Linked DNA regions of Homo sapiens: region 1 is linked to region 2. Evidence: chromatin loops called from intact Hi-C (ENCODE). Cell type or tissue: heart left ventricle. All regions are shown on one strand.

What was found. Hi-C counts contacts between places; a loop is a spot of excess contacts. Peaks named below come from ENCODE experiments on the same cell type or tissue, not always from the same donor. Only the 100,000 strongest peaks of a DNase experiment are listed, where the experiment ranks them.
Region 1: it touches region 2 in a loop (4-fold over the local background); 21 of 110 quality-filtered maps call a loop at or near these places.

The regions. Positions count from the first base shown.
Region 1 is chr2:10,093,161-10,101,160 of GRCh38, reverse strand. No RefSeq gene overlaps it. Among named protein-coding and RNA genes, the nearest start is that of CYS1, 17 kb to the right of the region's middle. In heart left ventricle, CTCF peaks have their summits at 3,382 and 3,585; a DNase peak (open chromatin) is centred at 3,590; H3K27me3 peaks cover 1,600 bases.
Region 2 is chr2:9,809,759-9,817,758 of GRCh38, reverse strand. It overlaps LOC105373421 (a long non-coding RNA gene), which reads left to right and starts at 3,042. Exons shown (of 3, transcript XR_007086206.1): 1 at 3,042-3,539; 2 at 7,612-8,000. RefSeq lists an enhancer at 7,817-8,000. In heart left ventricle, CTCF peaks have their summits at 3,547 and 3,751 (motif pointing left); a DNase peak (open chromatin) is centred at 3,732; H3K4me3 peaks cover 500 bases.

The DNA.
Region 1 (8,000 bases), 280 kb before region 2:
TAGAGAGACAGTCCCCAACTTATGATGGGTTACATCCTGATAAAGCCATCATAATTGAACTTGATGTTTAGACAGTATTCTATAAATAAATACCAACACTTGAATAGAGAGACAGTCCCCAACTTATGATGGGTTACATCCTGATAAAGCCATCATAATTGAACATATAATTGGAACATGCATCTAATACACCCACCCTACTGAACATCACAGCCCAGCCTCACCTGCCTTAGGTGCTTGGAGCACTTACATTACCTACAGTTGGGCAAAGTCGTCCAGCAGGAGCCTATTTTATAACAAAGGGTTGGATTCCATACGCAGATGGGCATTGTGTAGACATTATGGGATGTATAATCACAAAATACAGTATCCAGAGATTGCTGGCAACACAGTGCACTGTGCAGTGCTGGCTGTTTACTGCTCGTGATCGCCAGGCTGACGGGAGCTATGACTGCCCATCATGGCCAAACAGTCCCTTACCGATATTGCTAGACCAGGAAAAGATCAAAATTTGAAGTACAGGTTCTACTGAATGTGTATCTCTTTCACAGCATTGTAATGTTGAGCAATTGTAGTTGAGCCATCCTAAGTCAAGACCAACTATATGTAAAACAAAACCTTAAAAATCATTATGTTATGCTGGGTGTACAGTGGCTCACACCTGTAGTCACAGTGACTCGGGGGGCTGAGGCAGGAGCATAACTTAAAGCCAGAAGTTTGAGGCCAGCCTGGGCAACATAGTGAGACCCCAATCTCAAAAATATATGTGGGGGGGGGTTGAGGGGGTCTTAAATATTTTTTAAATTATTGCAAATTTATATCAATTCTCATAAGTGACTTAAGTCATATTTACAAATTATTATAACCGATTCACTTGAATACTTTGCTATTGCAAATAAATAAAATGCTCACAAAGTCACAAAGAGCATTTTCGGGAGCCCCTGCAGATGCATCCCCATGTCCCACTCCACTCTGTTCAGGGAGGGAGGGGAATGCCCTGGCCTGGGTGGAGGCAGCAAAGAGCCTCCCCATGGCCTCATTCCAGCAGGTTCAGGCGATGGGAGGGAGTGTCCCTAGGAGACTGAGAGGGAGCAGTTGAGGTGGGTGATTCTCTCTGGCTCACTCTGTGAGGGTCACCATAGGCTGTCTGCATCCCTTGATCAGAGGTCTCAACTCCTGTCCTCATACAGTCCTGCTTCTCTGGGTCTGGTAACTGCTCGCTGTCCACCCCACTGTTCCTAGCCCCAGGGTATGGCACCACCCTTAGGGTTTCCTTCACCTGCAGAGAGTTCCTTTATTATTTTATTTTATTTTGTTTTGTTTTGTTTTTATTTTTTAACCTCGGAGACATAGATTGGAGTTGCCCTGAATATATGCTCCCCAGAGAGTTCCTTTATTAAGCTCTTCTCAAATGAACCCATTTGAGGGTGCCAGCTGTTTTCTGCCAGGACCCTGACGGATAACTCCATGGTTCTCATTCCTTTCTTTACTAATAACTATGCCTATCTAGGTATCTTCCCAGGGTTACAATAATCTTAGAAGACTGAATTAGAAAAAGTCTTTTCTCAGAGTAGGCCTGGTACAGATTCTGAACTAACATCAGTTGAGCCGGGCACGGTGGCTCACACCTGTAATCCTAGCACTTTGGAAAGGTGAAGGTGGGAGAATCACTTGAGGCCAGTAGTTTGAAACTAGCCTGGGCAACAAAACAAGACCTATCTCTAAAAATTAAAATTAAAATTAAAAATTAGCCAGGCATGGTGGTACATGCCTGTAATCCCAGCTACTCAGGACTCAGGAGACTGAAGCGGGAGGATCACTCAAGCCCAGCTGGGCTTAAGCCTAGGAGGTCCAGGCTGCAGTGAGCACTGACTGCACTCCAGCCTGGGTGACAAATGTCACCCTGTCTCAAAAAAATAAAAAATATATTTAAAAAAACCACTTTGGGAGGCCGAGCCGGGCAGATCACAAGGTCAAGAGATCGAGACCATCCTGGCCAACATGGTGAAACTCGTCTCTACTAAAAATACAAAAATTAGCCAGATGTGGTGGCACGCACCTGTAATCCCAGTTACTCGGGAGGCTGAGGCAGGAGAATCGCTTGAACACAGGAAGCGGAGACCCATGAGGCCAGGCGTGGTGGCTCACACCTGTAATCCCAGCACTTTGGGAGGCCGAGGAGGGTGGATCACAAGGTCAGGAGTTCGAGATCAGCCTGGCCAAGATGGTGAAACCCTGTCTCTACTAAAAATAAAAAATTAGCCAGGCGTGGTGGCAGACGCCTGTAGTCCCAGCTACTCGGGAGGCTGAGGCAGGAGAATTCCTTGAACCTGGGAGGCGGAGTTTGCAGTGAGCCGAGATCATGCCACTGCACTCTAGCCTGGGCAACAGAGTGAGACTCCATCTCAAAAAAAAAAAAAAAAAAAAAGACCCACAAATAGATTTAGTCTCAGAAACCTTTTGGAGAATCACTCTTTGGAGTGCCTTGCATTTGGTCAAGGCTGAGTTTCTGATGCACCAAGAAATGCTGCCATGATGATTGCAGGTTCAGGGTCCCCAGAAGGCCGTGGGACTCTCTTCCTCCCCCTCTGAACACTCATCCCTGAGATGCTCCTTGACAAAGAGCTCTGGGAAGTGTTAACTACTCACCTCATCTCCCTCCTGGAGCTCTCATTCGCAGAGTGAAGGTCCTGAGAATTCTTGCAGGAAAGAAACTTATGTAACTTCACTGGACTTAGGATACAATTGGAGCAGGTAGCCTGTCCCTTGGCCCTTCTTCTGGGTTCCCAGGCCCACCACCTGGACTTCACCCTCTGGATCTTCCTCTGTAGCTGAGGGTGGAAAAGAAGGCCAAGGAACACTACTTTCCCTCCCCAGCCTCCTCCACCAAGACCTCCCCCGCCCCGCCTCACTCTTGCAGGCTTTTCGGGGAGAAGAGGGAAACCACTCATGCCATTTTCCCAGTACCATAGATGTTATTAAGAGAGAAGAAATGCATTTGAACCAAAGCAGCAGGTGTACAGGTGTGTGTGTGTGTCCTTTATTCTACCAAAAGCCCCATCTCCCACTCAGAACCTCAATGAGTCCATTTTTCCTTTTCCTGAGCACGCACTGCGCCAACATTTGCAAAGGAGTATCTTGCCCTTGGAGTTGTTAAGGATGATTACCTTTAAACAATTGCAGAGCGCAATCCTCGCACATAACAGGTGCTCCACAAGTGGAATGGAACGACATGCTGTGTTTGGGGCCAGACATAAAGATCTTATTAATCTCCGTATTTCCTCCAGCACTGGGCCCTGCACATGGCAGGACCACATAAATAATAAATTTTGTTAAGAGCCAGTGATGGTGCAGGGTAGGGGGTAGGGTCATCAGTTTCCCAAGTGCTTCCCTCCTCAAATACATGGAGGACCCTAATCCAATAGTGCGCTTTCCCCCTTGGCATCTGTCAAGCCCCTTAGCCACTCTCACCCCCTCCACTGAGGGGCAGATGACTAGGCTGCCCTCAGTCCTCCCGTGTGGAAGTTCCAGGAGCCCCACCCAGCCAAAGCTCTGGAGTTAGCCTGGAAATGTGTACCGCTGGCGGCCGCTGGGGGAGCCCCAGCCTCGCAGTGGCTCAGGGCCTTTTCCCCCAGGCAGAAGCAGTGAAAAGCTCTGGCTCTCCTGCTGGGAGGAACTGGGAGAAACTGACCTGAAACACGACCTGAAGGAACAGGGGCCGCCGGGTGGGGGCTGGTTTGGAGGCGAGGGCAGGATGCAGTTGTTCATTATATAGAAGACACTGGGACATTTTTATTGCAGAAGAGACATCTTATTGCAGAAGAGACATTTTTATTCCACATTGCACACAGGTATTGACACAGTCAGCTGAGCATCAAATGGGGCTGGGTGTGGTGGCTCACACCTGTAATCCCAGCACTTTGGGAAGCTGAGAGAGGCAGATCACTTGAGGTCAGGAGTTGGAGACCAACCTGGCCAACATAGTGAAACCCTGTCTCTACTAAAAATAGAAAAATTAGCTGGGTGTGGTCGCATGTGCCTGTAATCCTAGCTACTCAGGAGGCTGAGGAGGGAGAATCACTTGAACCCAGGAGGCAGAGTTTGCAGTGAGCCGAGATCGCACCACTATGCTCTAGGTGGGTGACAAAGCGAGAGTCTGTCTCAAAAAAAAAAAGGATGGATTTGGAGGACAGGCCGACCCCTGTGGAGCCCCTCTCTGCTCACTGGCTGCTAGCGCCTGGGGCAGCTCCACACTCCTCTGGGAGCCGCTGCGCTGGGAGGCCTTCACCTGCTACCCTGCGCAGTCCTCCCACTGGTCCTCTGTCCTGTGATCCAGGGGAGCTGCTTCCCTCTCCCCAGGCTTCTGCTTGCCCACCTGGAAGGATGGCGTTTAGGCTGCGCCGGCTCTGTCCTTTGAGCTCTGATTTCCAACCCTATTCATATGTCCAGAGCCAAAGGTAAAATAAGGCTATGATTAAAGCAGCCCCACCCATCACCAGAACAGGGTGGCCGGGGCTAGGGCCTCAAAACCGGTCACTGAGTTGACACCAGCCTTCAGCTGGTGATACATTCTCCACTCAGTTACCAAACTTTTCTCATGAACTCCAGGGAACAGGTTCTTTCCACTGACTTTCTGGGAAAATGTATTTCGAATTTTAAGTAGCTGTCTTTTGCAAAACCGTTTATAGCTCACTGTTTGAGCCTCGTTATCTTCTACATGCTGTACTGATTCCTCAACATGCATAATCACTTTTAATTGTATTCACTTCTCACAACAACACAGCCAGGTGGGCATTTATTATTCATTGCACTTGAAGGCGCGGTGAGATGAAGTAGTTTATCCACAGCACACAGATAGAAGACTTCCCCTGAATCCAGAGTGCCTCCATTTCCCAAGCGCCACTGCTCCCTAGAGTTGGCACTTGGGAACAGACCCCACTCCTGCTCCAGACAGACAATGTGCATGTGGCTAGAAATATCCCTGCCCTAGAAGAACAAAAACCTATGAGGAGCAGTTCTGAGGACTATTTGCCCAGGCTTGTCCCGGAGAAGAGAGAGGCTGTCATACATCCTCCTCTCACACTATTCAGCAAGGTAACAAATAGTTATTGAGGTTCAGACACTGTAAATGCAACCAATAAGTATAACAATTGATAAACATAATCAATAAGTACATTGAATTGTACCTTAGAAGGCAAAGGGTTATGGAAAGAAAATAAAGCAAAATAAAGGGATCTGGATTGGCCGGGCCCGGTGGCACACACCTGTAATCTCAGCACTTTGGGAGGCCAAGGCGGGCAGATCACCTGAGGTCAGGAGTTCAAGACCAGCCTGGCCAACATGGGGAGACCCCGTCTCTACTAAAAATACAAAAAATTAGCAAGGCAGGAAACAACCCTCTTGAGATGCCTGTTCCCCCTGACAGCACAAATGGTGAAGGAAAGGGTTTGGCCCCCGCAAACCCATTCAGGATCAAAGTATCAGCTCCACAGTTTGCTACTGAGATGGAAGAATGCTGCCATTTGGAAGGAGAGACCCCACCTCGCCCCAGCTCATCGGGACCACTGTCCCAGCCGTCCAGCTGGGCTCTGGGCCTTTTGTTTTGTCCTCTCCATTCCATTTCCTGTGCTGGGCAGCTGAAACTCACTCTATAAACTCCCCACAGTCCTCAGAATGAAAACCAACCTGCTCAGCAGCGGTCAAGCTTCTTCTAATCTGGACCCACCCACCTCCCCTCCCATCCCGCACGCTTTCCCATCCCGACTGGCTCGCTGGGCTGCCGATGCTCTTCTCTCTTGGCTGCATGACTGCACAGCCCTTTTCCATTGTCTCTGCCTGGTGAACGCCTAATTATCTTTTTTTCTTTTGAGACAGAGTCTCACTCTGTTGCCCAGGCTGGAGTGCGGTGGCACGATCTCAGCTCACTTCAACCTCCACTTTCCAGATTCAAGCCATTCTCCTGTCTCAGCTTCCTGAGTAGCTGGGATTATAGGCGTGTGCCACCACACCCAGCTAATTTTTGTATTTTTAGTAGAGATGGGCCATGTTGGCCAGGCTGGTCTCAAAACTCCTGACCTCAAGTGATCCACCCACCTTGTCCTCCCAAAGTGCTGGATTTACAGGCGTGAGCCAGCGTGCCCAGCAACCTCTATCTTTTAAGAAGCAGTTCAAAACCTGCCTCTGCTGGGAAGTCTGCCCTGATGCCCCCAGGCAGAGGTACTTGCCCCATGACTTTGTGTGCGAGCTCTATCCAATTTATCCCGCTGGACTGCAGTTATTTGTTCACCCTTTTATCTCCCCAGTCGGTACACGCTTTTTGAGGGCAGGGTCGGTCTATGTCAAGCTCATCTCCCCACAGTGCTTAGCACAATGCCTGAGACTAGCCGGGCCACAAGTGTTTGCAGAATTACAAACGACATGTTCCCTAGACTTTAGATTCCATCTCCATATGCTAAAGGCACCCCCATACCCACGCTCAGCACCGGGCCTCACATGCAGCTGGTGCGCAGTCAATGCATGTGAACTAGCTGATAGGCTAATCAGAGGAAGATCAGATCAAGGAAAGTACCTTACTTAAGCTCTCCGCTCCCCACCCAGTGTTCTGAAACAGGCAGCTAGAGGTGAGAGACGGGCCTGCTGAAAGCTGAGCTTTGTAGCCAAGACCCGAGTGGTGTTACTTGGACTGCTGGAGTCCAGAGGAGCAGGATGGCTCGGTTACCATGGCAACCCGAGCTTGCTCTAAGGGCAGCTGGTGTTCAGATCTCATTTGGACTTAAGAGATGCAGTGGAGAGCCTAATGTAATTAATGATGGTTCAGATGCCACACAAATCCAAATAATCCCCTCACGCATTTGGCCACTAGAGGCGGGCACGTGGGTGCCAGGTTATACGAACTGGAAGATGGACCCTGATCCTTTCAGGAGTGGAAGATGCCGACCCGGCTCCAGTCTGGGAGAGAGTTCCCTCAAGGACAGGTACACATGCTTTACAGATGCCACTGAAGCCATTTGTGCAACTGTCTGCTGGTCTATTAGTATCAGTGGCTTGCTGGTGATGGAGGTCACGGCCGGGAGCCAGGATCCTGGCCTCAGGTTAAGGAAGGTGTCAGAAGGGCATGGTCCCTGGAGGGAGACCCCGAGGCTCCCCCATGGATTAGCCGTGTGACTGTGGGCAAGTATCTTAGGCTCCCCAAGACTCCATGCCCTGTCCATCAAGTGGACGTTCACAGAATCTACCCCATTATGCTGCTGAGGGAACTTCAGAGCCTCACAGGGTGCCCAGCACACCACAGCCCTCAACAAAGCACTGCTCTGGAGCACGTGCTGAGTGGCTTTGGAGGAGTCACTACCTTATTCAGGGCTCTGTTCCCAGAGTGAGTATTATCCAGGGTTCCTTCCACTGCAGACTCCAAAACTCCGTGTTTGCTGTGTGCTCATCCAGAACCCGAGTGGTGCTGCACAGGCCATATGCCTAACGCCATCGTGGGGGCAGGAGGAGCCTCTCTTCACTTTTGGATTTCACTTTCTTCGAAACGCAGGATGCTTTTTGGAAATCAGATTGCTCGGCCTCACACCTGTAATCCCAGCACTTTGTGAGGCCAAGGCGCATGGATCACCTGAGGTCAGGAGTTGAAGACCAGCCTGGCCAACATGGTGAAACCTCGTCTCTACAAAAATACAAAATTATCCAGGCATAATGGCGGGTGCCTGTAATCCCAGCTACTCTGAGGCTGAATAGGGAGAATGGCTTGAACCCGGGAGGTGGAGGTTGCCATTGCACTCCAGCCTGGACGACACAGCAAGACTCTGTCTCCAAAAAAAAAAAAAAAAAAAAAACCACCACGTGCGGTGGCTCACACCTGTAGTCCCACTACTTTGGGAGGCCAAGGCAGGTGGGTCACCTGAGGTCAGAAGTTCGAGACCAAGCTGACCAACGTGGCAAAACCTCCGTCTCTACTAAAAATACAAAATTAGCCAGGCGTGGTGGCAAGCACCTGTAAT
Region 2 (8,000 bases):
GCATGCATTTCTGTTGGCTGTAAACCTAGAAGTGGACTTGCTGGCTCATAGGGTGTGCAGATATTCAATTTAGTAGACAGAGTTTTGATGTTGTTGCCCAGGCTGGAGTGCAATGGCACAATCTCGGCTCACTGCAACCTCCGCCTCCCGGGTTCAAGCGATTCTCCTGTCTCAGCCTCCTGAGTAGCTGGGATTACATGCGCCTGCCACTATGCCCAGCTATTTTTTTTGTTTTTTTAGTAGAGATGGGGTTTCACCATGTTGGCCAGGCTGGTCTCGAACTCCTGACCTCAGGTGAACCGCCTACCTCGGCCTCCCAAAGTGCTGCAATTACAGGCGTGAGCTACTCTGCCTGGCCATCTTTTTCTTCTTTTTTTTAAACTCTGGCCAGAGGAATTATAGAAGGTTCTTGAGAAGCTGGCTTTAAAAAGACCATACATAGGCCAGGCACAGTGGCTCATGCTTATAATCCCAGCACTTCGGGAGGCCGAGGCAAGAGAATGACTTCAGATCAGGAGTTCAAGATCAGCCTGAGCAACCTAGTAAGATCACCAGCTACACAAAAAATTTAAAAATTAGCCAGGCACGACGATGTTTGCCTGTAGTCCTAACTACTTGGGAGGCTGAGGTGGGAGGATTGCTTGAGCCCAGGAGGTACAGTGAGTTGTGATCGCGCCACTGCACTACAGCCTGGGCAACAGAGTAAGACCCCGTCTCAAAAATAAAAATAAAAGCCTATAAACAATGATCAGGACCAGGACTGTACTGGGGGAGAAAAGGAAAAGAAATGTCGGGGAGAGGGAGTCCACGGGCAAGATCTGCAGGCCGCAAAGTGACTGGTGGATTTTAGGAATAGTCCAGACTAGTGTGTAGGACTATAGGCCCCTGTGGATTGGACATGGGCAAGCTGTCCTTAAGAAACATCTGGCCAGGCATGGTGGCTCAGGCCTGTAATCCCAGCACTTTGGGAGGCCGAGGTGGGCAGATCACTTGAGGTCAGGAGTTCGAGACCAGCCTGGCCAACATAATGAAACCCCATCTCTACTAAAAATACAAAAAAAAAAAAAAAATTAGCCAGGCATGGCAGCTGGCGCCTGTAATCCCAACTACTTGAGAGGCTGAGGCAGGAGAATTGCTTGAACCCAGGAGGTGGAGGTTGCAGTGAGTTGAGTAGCAGAGCAAGACTCTGTCTCTCTGTCTCTCTCTCTCTCTGTCACACACACACACACACACACACACACACACACACACACGCACACACAGAGAAACATCCCAGTGTGGTTAAACCTCTGGGCCTCTTCCTGCCTCTGATTTTCATCAATGAGAATGGGAGAATATTAACTTCTCTCACAGGATACAGAGTATGTTAAGGAGTCGTAATTCATCAATGTTGTATTGGTTTTTCTCTTTCTTTCTTTCTTTCTTTTTTTTTTTATCCTTTGTTGGTGCTTTGCTGTCTGTGTGGAGGACACAGAGAGTCATAAACCACGATCTCCTCTCTTCCAGAGTTCCTTCTTGGCGTTAGAGTCATCGGCCGGCTGTGTTGTAGCCAATGTGCTGAGCTTTGCGGCTCCTGGAGCTAGCTCCCTTCCTCTCCGCTGCCTCCATGCGTGGAGGTCACTTGCTGGAACGCAGATGTGTGCAATGCCCAGAGATCCAAGTAAAATATCTCAACCGGTTCTTGTGGTTGTGGAAACACCTTTGGCTCCCAGATGGTTGACACTGACAAACAGAAGTCCCTGCTCCGTCTGACATCACGTGGCTCAGCTGCCTTCTCAAAAAGTGAGCTTCCTGTGTGGATAAGGCAGCCCCATAGCCAGCCTGGCAACAGACAGCTTCATGAGAAGGGAAAAGATGAAGACGGATTCCCGGGCGAGGCCGACAGTGAGGCCGACAGTGGATCCGCCATTCCTGCCTGAGCCTCTTCCACAGCTGTCCTTTTTAGAGGTCACCAGACCTTCCTCACACAGACCTCATGGTGCCCGCACCTGGACTCATTAGAAGGTTCTGTTGCCTTAGCTTAGTAAATTTTCATGGAGAGCTTTAAGTTTTTCTTTTTGCATGTTATCCTCATGGTTGTACTCTCCAGGGGGCTTGTTCCTTCGGTAATTATCTTTAATGACGGTATTTCCATATTGACGCGAGGTGGGTGGGGTGTTGAAGAGAGAGGGAGACTCGAGACGGTGCATTGACTCTGGATTACATTAGAGGGGTTAGATGGATGAGTGTTAGTTACATCCCAATCAGAACATTTGCACCACTAGGTTTCACCAAATGCCAATCATACTGGACTGAGCTCCTCTGCTCCTCTCCCTGAAACATTAACAAAAAGTCATTAACAAAAAGCCTTCCTGTTCTGAAGGCAAATATCTATCTATCTATCTCATCAGTCTTAGGGCTGGAAGAGATGCAGCTCTGGGCTGGCTCTGATGCGGACTTGTCACAAAGGCTTGGGTAAGTGACTTCATCTTGCTAGGGAGAAATGGTCCCTTGTCCCACGTTCAAATGGTCGCCACCTTCCAGCTATAGTAGGATCTAGGGTGGGGGCAGAGCTGAAGGCTAACCCTGGGCCAATGGGTCAACATGATGTCATGTGCATTAAGCAGGAGATTGTCCTTGGGGACCTGAGAAGACGCCTAGGGTCAAAGGAAGCTGATTTTTCTGGTTATTAGAATGGTCCCATTTCTCTGATTTCAGGGACTTCAGAAGACTTCTAGATTTGGTCTCCCCAAAGCCTGAAATGTCACTAGGGGTCACCCCCTTGACTAAGAGTTTGCTTGCTGAGGGCTCCTGTTAAAATGCTCAGCGTCACCAAGCAGGGCTGTTTGCATGCACAACGCCTGCTCATAGACGCACATTCACCTGCAAGCTTCCCTGGCTGTCTCTTAGCAGAGCCTGGACGGAATGGGATTAGGGAGGCCAATTCTGAAAGACTGAGCCTGAGGCCGGGGGACAGGACATTGGGAGGACATGTCCTTGTATGGCCTGCTAGGGAGGGTGTGGCAGACAGTGAGGACAATGGGCGGGCACGCCAGGGCAGCAGACGGTGGCCAGCTGCTCTTGGAACCGTCCCTCTCCAGCCCACCTCTTTGTACCATGCTTCAGTGCAGGACACTCTCACCTCGAATATTGCAGCAGCCCCTTCCCTGGTCTCCCGTAGCGCCTACCCCGCACTGAGGCGTCCCTGGGGAAGGGAGAGGCCAGGCGGCTGGAGTCTGCTTCCTATGGGGGCTGCCCCTGGTCTCCGGCCTTCTCCCTTCTCCTCTCCAGTCCTGCCCTCATAGGTAGCGAGAGGGGTCGAGGGCCTTTAAGAAGCTTCCCGAGATCTTCTGAATCCTCAGCAATCTCCTGCCCTGGCATTCAAGGCCTGCCTGTCTAGGATCCTGTCTCTGCAGCTCTGCCCACGTGACCGTATCCTTGGAAGAAAAAAAAAATGGGGATGCACAAAGTGACCAGCACAGGGTATTCGTGATGACCGGGGAACAGAGATTGAGAAAGCAAGAGCCTTCCTGGCAAATCTGGGTTCAGACGCGGCAGAGGTGGGTACTGTGCCTCCAACACGTTTTCACAGCTCAGTTCTCACGGAGTCCCCATCACTGGGCTGACTGAGCCCCTCATCCTGAAAGGCCAGGGGGCCTTCTTTAGCGAGGCCGTCTCGCTCTCCGGTGTCCCCCTCCGCCCTTGCTGGTTCATCCAGAGGGGCCAGGGCGCTTAGCCCTAAGTGAGGGGTTGACGGCGCCACCTGGTGGCACCGCGCCTCCATCGCGCTGAACGCTGCTGATTCCAAAGCTTCGGGGCTCAGGGTCTCTGATGGGAAGACCTCACTCTTTCAGCCTGTGTGTCCTGGCTTCCCAGGCCATGGCAGTGCTGGGGCACTTAAAGTACCTTTGGGCCTCCACACAGACTTCTAACTCAGGGTGGACAGAGGAGAGAGCATTCTGGAACCTGCTGGGCTGTCCCAACCCCATCCCCTGGGAGTTTCAGCACAGGATGCACTGGGACTGGCCAGGCCTTTGGAGGAAGGGCGTGCCCGGGGGTGAGACCACAGCCCCCACTCGCCACGGCACCCAGGGGTTCCCAGGGAGCCTGGGCAGCCTGTTGGCCAGAGCTTGGGATGGAGGCGTCCCTGGGGAAGGGAGAAGCCAGGCAGCTGGAGTCTTTGCTTCCAGGAGAACCACTGGCAGCCTTCCTGTGGGTGCTGTCCTGGGATCGGGACTGGGCCTGGGTAGCATGCGTCCTGCCAGAGAGGAGATGTGGGCAGAGTTTGGCCAGGCCACTCAGGCATCCCTTTCCTGTGGGCGGGTGGGCTTCCCTTCCTGAGCCCCAGACGTGCGAGATCATTGCCAGGACTTTCTGCCAGCAGCCATGGCAGTGATAGGACACTGAAAGCACCTTTGGGCCCCCACCAGGATGGTGGACAGGGGTCCTTGCCACCCCCTCCTCCCCCACGCTCCCCCCACAGCACTGTCTGTTCCCTGGACGCTGTGCTGAACCTCTGCTCCAGTGCTCGTCTTGGCTCCAGCCTCATAGAATCGCCTTCCCTTTCTTCCCAACCAGCTTCTTCAGCTCGTCTTGGCTCCAGCCTCATAGAATCGCATTCCCTTTCTTCCCAACCAGCTTCTTCAGCTTCTTCTTTCTTCTTCTTCTTCTTCCTCTTCCTCCTCGTCTTCCTCCTCTTCCTCTTCTTCTTCTTCCTTTTTCTGAGATGGAGTTTCACTCTTGTCGCCCAGGCTGGAGTGCAATGGTGCCATCTGGGCTCACCGCAACCTCTGCCTCCCGGGTTCAAGTGATTCTCCTGCCTCAGTCTCCTGAGTAGTTGGAATTACAAGTGCCCGCCACCACGCCCAGCTAGTTTTTGTATTTTTAGTAGAGACGGGGTTTCACCATGTTGGCCAGGCTGGTCTCGAACTCCTGACCTCAAGTGATCCGCCCACCTCTGTGTCCCAAAGTGCTGGGATTACAGGCATGAGCCACCGTGCCTGGCCTTCCATCTAGCTTTGATTCACCTCAACAAACGTTTTCCAATTCCCATGCCCTGGGCCTGGGCGACCTGAATCCGTTCCAGCCCTGTGAGCTTATGGTGATGCTGGAGAAGTCAGGCGGGTAAACAGATCCTATCAGTGAAACTGCCCTTCCCTGAGTCAGCCTAAGCCCCACTTCCTCTAGGAAACCGTCCCTGCCCCACTGTGCACAGTTGGTTTGTTTGAGAGCAGGGAGACGCCCAGCTCCAGTGGGGGCTCAACAATGCTGCCCTAGCCAGGGAGCAGACACCTCACTGCTGCCATGTGTGGAAAGTCAGGGGCAGGGGACTTCTCTGGGGTCTGGTCTGGGCCCCTATGTGTGGCCCCTCGCTAATTTCAGGCCCAAGTGGCTGGGGCAGGCACAGGGCCCTGAGAGTCTGGGGGCAGCTTCTCCGAGCTCTCAGGCTGTGAGGGCCTGAGCGGCCAGCCCTTCTCCAGGGCAGCACTGGGAAGGGTTCACAGGCTTGCCAGGTTAAGGCCCGCCACCTGCGATAATGGCCCGGATTTGGATTCTGCTACTACAAGCATAAACATGTGACAGGAGGAGGCCAACAGCGGCTAACAGAGCAGTGGCGCCCGGAGCATCTGCCGGGAACCAGCAGGACACACAGGAGGGGGACACCGGGGCTCCCGGGGGGAACTGGCCCGGCCGCCGGGGCAGGATAACAGGACTGAAACGGGTCTGCCGGTTCTCTCTGGCCAGCTGCAGGACTTCCCACCCTTTTCCCAGTCAGGGAGTGTGTGATACTGCGCCACTGCCACAGAGCACAGACTGGGGTGGCTGAGACTCCGCCATTTACTCCCTCACAGTTTGGGAGCCAGGAGGTCCAAAATCAAGACAGGGGCAGGGCCAGGCCCTCTGATATTCTGGGCAGAATCCTGCCTGCCTTTCCAGCCGCTGGCCTGGCCGGGAGCCCCCGGTGTCCTGGCCTGCAGCGGCAGTGCCTCGGCCTCTGCCTGTCCCCACGAGGCGTCTCCCTGTGTGTCACTGTCCTCATGTACCATTGTCTTCCTCTTATAAGGACAGTTGTATTGGATGACAGTCCGTCCTAATGGCCTCATCTGAACTTGATTACTCTGCAAAGATTCAGTTTCCAAATAGGTTCACCTTCACAAGTACTGGGGTCAGGACAAAAACATCTCTTTTTGGGGGGCACAATTCAACCCTGAACGGGGGAGAAACTGAGCTTTGGTGAGATGAGGGGCAGAGCCTGGCACTACGAGTTCCAAGCTTGACGTTTCTTTCCAGTCCTGAGTTTTAGCTTAAAAATTCTTGCATTTCTGCATTATTCTCTATTCTGAGTCATGTTTGCTTTAACAGGAAATACAGTATGATTTCTTCAAATCTTTGCCACTTCAACATGAAGAAACGTGTTTATCCTGTGGCTCCAAAATCTTCAATGTGTTTCTGAATTTTCTCAAGGGAATTTCTCCCCAATTAGAAAAGTATAAACCAACCTGGATTCATGTAGTTCTCATAAAAATCCAGGCTAGGCACGATGGCTCAGGCCTGTAATCCCAGCACTTTGGGAGGCTGAGGCAGGTGGATAACCTGAGGTCAGGAGTTCTAGGGCAGCTTGGCCAACATAATGAAACCCCATCTCTACTAAAAATACAAAAATCAGCCAGGCGTGGTGCACGTGCCTGTAATCCCAGCTACTCGGGAGGCTGAGGCTGGAGAAATGTTTGAACTCAGGAGGCGGAGGTTGCAGTGAGCGGAGATCACACCACTGCACGCTAGCCTGGCCGACAGAGCGAGACCCCATCTCATAAAAACAAACAAACAAACAAGCAAACAACAACCCAGTGAAGTATGCATAGTTAACAGAAGAGGAAATCGAGAGGTTAATCTGCTAAGGTCATACCTCATAGGTATAGGATAGGTATACGTAGGGGAGTCCACGTGAGAATTCAGTTCTTTTTTGGCTTATTGATCAGGTTAGGGTTTTGTTTTTTTTTTTGGAGTCTTGCTCTGTCGCCAGGCTGGAGTGCAATGGCACAATCTCGGCTCACTGCAACCCCCGTCTCCTGGGTTCAAGCGATTCTCCTGCCTCAGCCTCCCCAGTAGCTGGGATTACAGGCATGTGCCACCATGCCCAGCAAATTTTTGTATTTTTAGTAGAGACGGGGTTTCATCATGTTGGTCAGGATGGTCTCCTGACCTCGTGATCTGCCCGCCTTGGCCTCCCAAAGTGCTGGGATTATAGGCGTGAGACAACGCGCCCGGCCTGTTTTGTTTTTTACCATAAGTGCATGATGAGGGGAGATGAGGAAAGGGGAAGAGAGAGAGAGCACTGTGACCATCCCCTAGCCCAGGAGAGAGATTTGTATGCCTGTTGTGAAAAGCAGGGATGGGAATTCTGAAATAAAAACACAGTTGGACAGTTTCCCACGGAGTGGTAACATAAACCCACCCAGGCCAACCATATTCAAGTGCTGTCTATCTACCCAAACGCCCATGTCAGAAATGCCCTCCGGTGCTTCCATGTAGAAGGGAGAGAAGCACTTTTACATTTTAGTTCTGCTTGTTATTTGGAAGTTATTTTAAAGGTCATTGAAGTGGGCTTTTTGTTGTTGTTGTTGTTAACAGACAGCTGTTTCCAGCCACTGCTATGAACCCATCTAAGTGAAATTGTGAGGACTAAGGAGAGAGGCACCCATGACTGCCTTAATCCACTCCTACCCATCGTCTCTTCACCCATCCACCCATCCTTGCTGCAGACCTTTACTGGGCACCTGTGCCAGGAGACCATCACTGCCCATCAGAAGCTCATACAGGGAGAAGCAGTGGCCACAGCAGAAGGCGTCCCGGGTCCTAGAGAGCACCTGGAGAACAAGGGAGAGCTGCAGAAACCGCCCTGTCTGCATGTGTGCCCTCATGTTCTTGGGTGCATGTCTGTGTTTGTGTGTGTGTTTGCTTATGTGCATGTGCAGTGTGTGTGTGTTCGAGACAGAGCGAGACTGAGAGTGCAAGTGGGT